2 separate regions of the Homo sapiens genome follow, and region 1 is linked to region 2. A link is a loop called in an ENCODE intact Hi-C map of the cell type or tissue named here. Cell type or tissue: Caco-2. All regions are shown on one strand. Links, peaks and the distances in the headings refer to the core of each region. The heading gives the core; the rest is flanking DNA.

What was found. A loop is a pair of places that touch in the nucleus more often than their neighbours do. Peaks named below come from ENCODE experiments on the same cell type or tissue, not always from the same donor. Only the 100,000 strongest peaks of a DNase experiment are listed, where the experiment ranks them.
Region 1: it touches region 2 in a loop (3-fold over the local background); 4 of 110 quality-filtered maps call a loop at or near these places.

What each region holds. Positions count from the first base shown.
Region 1 is chr6:167,814,106-167,817,018 of GRCh38, reverse strand. No RefSeq gene overlaps it. Among named protein-coding and RNA genes, the nearest start is that of AFDN-DT, 11 kb to the left of the region's middle. RefSeq lists a silencer at 1,236-1,530. In Caco-2, for the core only: a CTCF peak has its summit at 1,365; DNase peaks (open chromatin) are centred at 1,188 and 1,528; H3K4me3 peaks cover 1,446 bases.
Region 2 is chr6:167,744,174-167,747,086 of GRCh38, reverse strand. No RefSeq gene overlaps it. Among named protein-coding and RNA genes, the nearest start is that of LINC02487, 49 kb to the right of the region's middle. In Caco-2, for the core only: no CTCF peak of the experiment used is centred there; a DNase peak (open chromatin) is centred at 1,606.

The DNA.
Region 1 (2,913 bases), core at 209-2,708, 70 kb before region 2:
CAGTTTCCTCAAGTGAAAAATAAACATGATGGCTGGGCGCGGTGGCTCAAGCCTGTAATCCCAGCACTTTGAGAGGCCGAGGCAGGCACATCACGAGGTCAGGAGATCGAGACCATCCTGGCTAATATGGTGAAACCCTGTCTCTACTAAAAACACAAAAAAATTAGCCGGGCGTGGTGGTGGGTGCCTGTAGTCCCAGCTACTTGGGAGGCTGAGGCAGGAAAATGGCATGAACCCAGGAGGTGGAGCTTGCATGAGCCGAGATAGCGCCACTGCACTCCAGCCTGGGCAACAGAGCAAGACTCTGTCTCAAAAAAAAAAAAAAGAAAAAAGAAACATGATGATGGCAACAGACCTTCACTGCCCACCTTACAGAGCTGTTATAAGGATAAAATTAAAGTAAGGCATATGAATGTTCTCTCCAAGTATGCATTCACATAGAAATGTTTTCATTCTTCATTTGAATGTTGGCACTGCAGGGGTTAAAAATGTACATGAGAAAAAAGGAAGTCCAGAAAAGTTTTCTTTTTTTTTTTTAAGTAGTCCTGCATGTCGGAAACCATACAGAAGTATTCGCCCTTCTGGAAAAAAAGAAAAATCATTCAATTTTAACATTTTATGCATATTTTTAATTATTAAAGGGCGCTACATTAGAGCTTCCATTTGTTCAGAATATTGCAGTAAACTTCTAAAGTCTTTGGAGGCTTTCAAAGCCATACATATATGTAATACTACATAGCACCCCACCCCCCAGAAAAACCACAGCAATATAGTATTATAATTGTTTTCATTGCAATAAGTCATCTATGATGAATTTGGTAGATTATATGTTGTGAGTGTTTCAACTACATATTCTATAGGAAGGAGAAGACAAGTGCTCTGTGTCTGCCTCCCCATGACCTGCTTCCCAGTTGCTTTCCCTCTCTGAGTTCACCTGATCGCGCCTCTGGACGTCTTGGAAGCACGCCTCTGCTTCCCCGCCTCGCCTGCGGGGCTAGACTCTTCCCTCCACCCGGAGGACCCCTTCTCATAGCTGCGGGCTGAGGTCCTGACCATCTCTGCTGGACACCCGTTTGAATTGTCCTCTGCTAAGCACACGGAATTTCACCTTCCGCCCTGTGAAGGCGGGCGTGGCCACGTGACTAGTTCTGGTGAATGCAATGGCAGAGGAGCCGGCGTGTCACTTCCGTATGGAAGTGTGCAGGAGCCAGGAGCGACAGTCCAGCCCCGTCTTTCCTTGCCTCAGTGCCTGTGGAAACGCCAGTGTGGGTGTGGAGAAACTGGAAAGTCCAGCAGCCAGGTCTCAGCCGCCGCCTACCGGACAGCTGCCCTGGAGGGGCGCTGGGTCCCACAGAGGGGTTCGGGTTTTGCAGTTTACAAGAAAGAAGTTTTGGTGTTAAGACGCTGAAATTTCAGGGTTGCCTATTGCAGCAGGAAAACTTGGCCCATCTGCTCAAATATCATCGACTCAAGGCCCAGCTCAAACACCTCTCTACCACCTCCAGGAGGGCACCCTTCTGCTGAACCCTCTAGAGCCACGTGTCCGTTCCTCTGGTTCACAATCAGACCCCTGCGCGGTGAAACATCTGTTGGGTTAGAGCCACACAGACCTGAATTCGAATGTCAAACTGCCATCGGCCATGTAATAGCCAAGCATCTTTCTGAAACTCAATTTTTTAATCTAAATGATTGATGTGATGCCTCATAGAATTGTCAAAGAAAAATGAACACTGCAATAATACATCTGTAGTGCTGTTAAATCCTTTCATATTGATATATTTTTCTCGGTGGAGAAAACTTACAAAACTTAAAGCAATTTCAAAGAATAACATTTTCTTTTTATTTTTCTGCAATTACAGGACTGCACAAATTTCTCTGCCTAATATTTTTACCAAAGTATAATGTCTTTAAAGTAAGACACAGATGTATATTTATTTTTAAGATAATTAATGAGGCAAAACATAGCTATGTACATAGTTTGATTAAATTGTTACATAGTAACACTCTTGTCTTTTTAAAAATAAATTTTTTTCTTTTTCTTTTTTTTTTTTTTTGAGACGGAGTCTCGCTCTGTCACCCAGGCTGGAGTGCAATGGCGCGATCTCAGCTCACTGCAACCTCCACCTCCCAGATTCAAGCGATTCTCCTGCCTCAGCCTCCCGAGTAGTTGGGATTACAGGCACCCACCACCAAGCTCAGCTAATTTTTGTATTTTTAGTAGAGACAGGGTTTTGCCATGTTGGTCAGGCTGGTCTCGAACTCCTCACCTCAGGTGATCCGCCCACCTCGGCCTCCCAAAGTGCTGGGATTGCAGGCGTGAGCCACCATGCCTGCTAGCATAAGGAATTTGAAAGTTATTCAAATACATATCCAATAACGTTTGACCTGCATATCTAACTATTTTGAAGTAAATGACCATTTTTGGTTTCAAGGCTTTTTATGTGTATTGTTTAATAGAGATTTACTTCAGATCAAGAAATGAATAAATATACATTCATTATATATTAACTCACATTTTAGACTAGAAGAAACCAATTTATTGTTTAGCTATTAAATTCCTTCTTTCTTTCATTTATTTATTTATTTTGAGATGGAGTCTCCCTCTGTCGCCCAGGCTGGAGTGCAGTGGCTCTTTCTCAGCTAACTGAAACCTCTGCCTCCTGGGTTCAAGCAATTCTCCAGCCTCAGCCTCCCAAGTAGCTGGGATTACAGGTGCCTGCCACCATGCCCAGTTATTTTTTGTATTTTTTAGTAGAGATGGGGTTTCGCCACCTTGGCCAGGCTGGTCTCGAACTCCTGACCTTCAGTGATACACCCACCTCGGTCTTCCAGAGTTCTGGGATTACAGGGCTGGCCAGATACTAAATTATTTAAATAATTATATATCAATACATATTGGAATCATAGCTTTTT
Region 2 (2,913 bases), core at 244-2,743:
ATCTTGTCATGTGTTCTTGGAAGGACTCGAGGAGGAAGCACAGCAGCAGGATTAGGTTGTACAGGATGAGGCAGGAAAAGGAACGTACTTGGAGAGCTGACTCTTTTCTTTCCACCTATTATAGAAGTTTTCAAGGTTCATTTAAAAATTATTGTTCTTCACTAAAAAAGCCCCAGAGCACAAGTCTTATAAAATCCAATTATTAAAATAATCTAAACAACCTGGAGTCTCTTCGAGTCAGGTTAAAACGGCTCTGCCATCTTTCCAGCCTCCCCTGGCTTGTGCCAGTTTTGAGAAAGGAGGTGTGGCACGGCACACACATTGCCACTCTACAGTGGCAGGGTCCGTCTTCGTCTGAGACGCCCGCTCGGGGCGGGGGGAGGTGAGGCCAGGTAGAGACAGAAGCGCCGGGGTGGGACTTGTTCAGCAGAGGCTGCGGCTACGGGTCCCATTTTGAGATTCTTGCCTTTATCACCATCCCATGAGGAGACGCCATTGGTGTTTGGCTTCAGAAAAGCGTAGGGAAACGCAAAGCCATGAGGGATGGCTCTGGTTTGTGTCATTCAAGAGATGCCTGGCTCCATTTCCATGGTTTAGCGGCAGACTTTTAGTACATCCAGACATTTTTATGGTTGAATGTGGAAAAGACAGGGTACATATTTCCCCTGAAAGTAGAGTTGCTCTTTTTTGCTGGTCTGAGCAACTTTGCTTCCCCAAAGCCAAGGGAACATTTTCTTCAGCAGGGGTTGGACGCTGTGTGGGACCGACGCCAGTCTGTCGTGAAGCCCAGCTCTGGCCGGGAGGGCTGAGGATGTGTGGACGATAGTCTGATGGGTATGACCTGCCAGCACCCAGCAAGCATGAGTGTGGAGCCTGGGAGGGCTCTGGGGCTGGACTGCCCAGAGGGAGAGGCAGGAGGGAAGGGCCTGGGCTGCTGGAGCTGCTCCTGCTTCTTGTTTTAAAGCAGAAACCAGCAATTTGGATTTTTAAACGAAATTTCATAATTTAAAATATTGGCAATGCAGTCAACCAGTGGGATGGAATTCCTAGCTTGTGCTTGAGCCCAGTTCCACATCTGACAGACGTGTGTGGAACGGCTTGTCCAGGGTGCCGCAGGCATTTCATGGGGAAGCTGGGACATGAACTCTGAGTTCCAGGTGATCAGTCCCCAAGTCTTCCCACAGTGCCGTTTGACAACCGTCCTCAGAGACAGTTGTGTCCTGGTGGGGGCAGGGTTCTAACTTACACACTCAGTGGCGGAGTTGGGTTATTGTGCTCAATGAACTTGCCACCCCTTGGATTGGACGATGTCTCTTACAGCTGGCCGCCCCTGAAGAAAATGTGTATCCCAGAGGCTTTCGTCCCCACCATCTTCGGAGCGAGGCCAGCCACCAGATGCCCCGGGATTCTTTCAAGATGAAGGGAGGAGCCGATGGAAGACTTCCACCACTGATACTTCAAGCAGAGATAACTACCCCAGCCTCTGATCCAGGCAGTCCGAGGAGATCTTGAAAACATGCCTGGAATTCACTTCAGCATGTCCACGTCTAAGGAGAGAGTCAGCAAGTGCTTCCTCTCCTGAAGCCTGGAGCCAGCTTGGAGCTGCCCACATGGGGAGTGGTTGGCTGGGGAGAGCTCTGGATGGGGGGCTCTGGTCATAGCCTTATCTATGTCACACTGGGTGACGTCCTGTGTATGGGTGGTTTTGGGTCCTTAGCCTTCGGCATTTCTAAAATGAGAAGGCTGGATTGTTCTCGCCCAGATCCAAAGCCTATCATCTCTGGAATCTTGGAGCCCTGGTTTGAAGTCTCAGCTTGCATATTACCCGGGGCAGATTATTTATCCCCTCTGTCCTTCAATTTTCTTATCGGTGAAATAATCCTGTTAGGATTCGTTGAGATAATGTGAGCATTCCTAAGATAAGCTCCCCACCCTCCACAGTGTGTCATCACCTAACACAGCTCTTGCCCCAAAGAAAAACTGACGGCAGAATAATAGCCTGGGATCTAAGGTGGCAGTCAGATGCATAGGGTTTGAAAACTCACAACCACCAGGACATGCTAAGCCTGCCTGGAAACTTTAGTGTTGTACAGTGGAAACCACAGAAGAGTCTGAAGGGTTTGAAGTTTGTGGGTGGGGAATTGGGCAAATCATGTTCCCTCTAAGAATAAACAACAACAGTTCTTCACTTTTTTTTCCTGGGGCTTGGGCAACTTCACAGTTGCAACTGAGGATGTGACGAAAACTGTATAACCTGCCCCGGAAAGAGGCACATATGCTTACACACACTGAATTCTGTATTCAAACCTGCAAGTTTCACGGACTTTAGGACACCCATTCCTGAATACTTAATGGCTTTGGAAGTTTCTCTTCAAGCAAAAGGAGCCTCGGGAACGGGTGGCTACGCAGAGGCTTCCTGGGGAGCATGGTTGGGGCTCACTTGAAAGAGGTGCCACACAGCAGACTCTCCCGAAGATGCGGACTTAGCTGAGGGTGGTTTAGGGAGCCCAGGGAGGTTTTTCTGCCACCTTCCATGTCTCTTTAGAGAGTCACAGATCCTGGTCTTCAGAAGCCCCTGTCAACAGAACAAGTATGGATGGTATCCCTGGGGGATACCAATCACCCAATCACCAACGGCAGCCATCACCGACTGAATACTTCCTGCTGGAGACGGTGCTTCTGTCCAAGTTGAGCCCGGGTGCAGGTTCAAGACCGCCTGAGTCCAACGCTATTGACCACTGTGGCTTCAATAACAGGGATGTTTAAACATTGTTCCAAAATCGTTCTGCCATATGATGCAAAAACCTCCCCGTCCCTACTGCTTGGGGGTCCCCAGCTCTATTTCTCTGAAGTGAAATGGAGCTCAGTGTCCTTGCTTTTTTGGCATGGGTTCTCAGCTTTCAGTCATTTTGC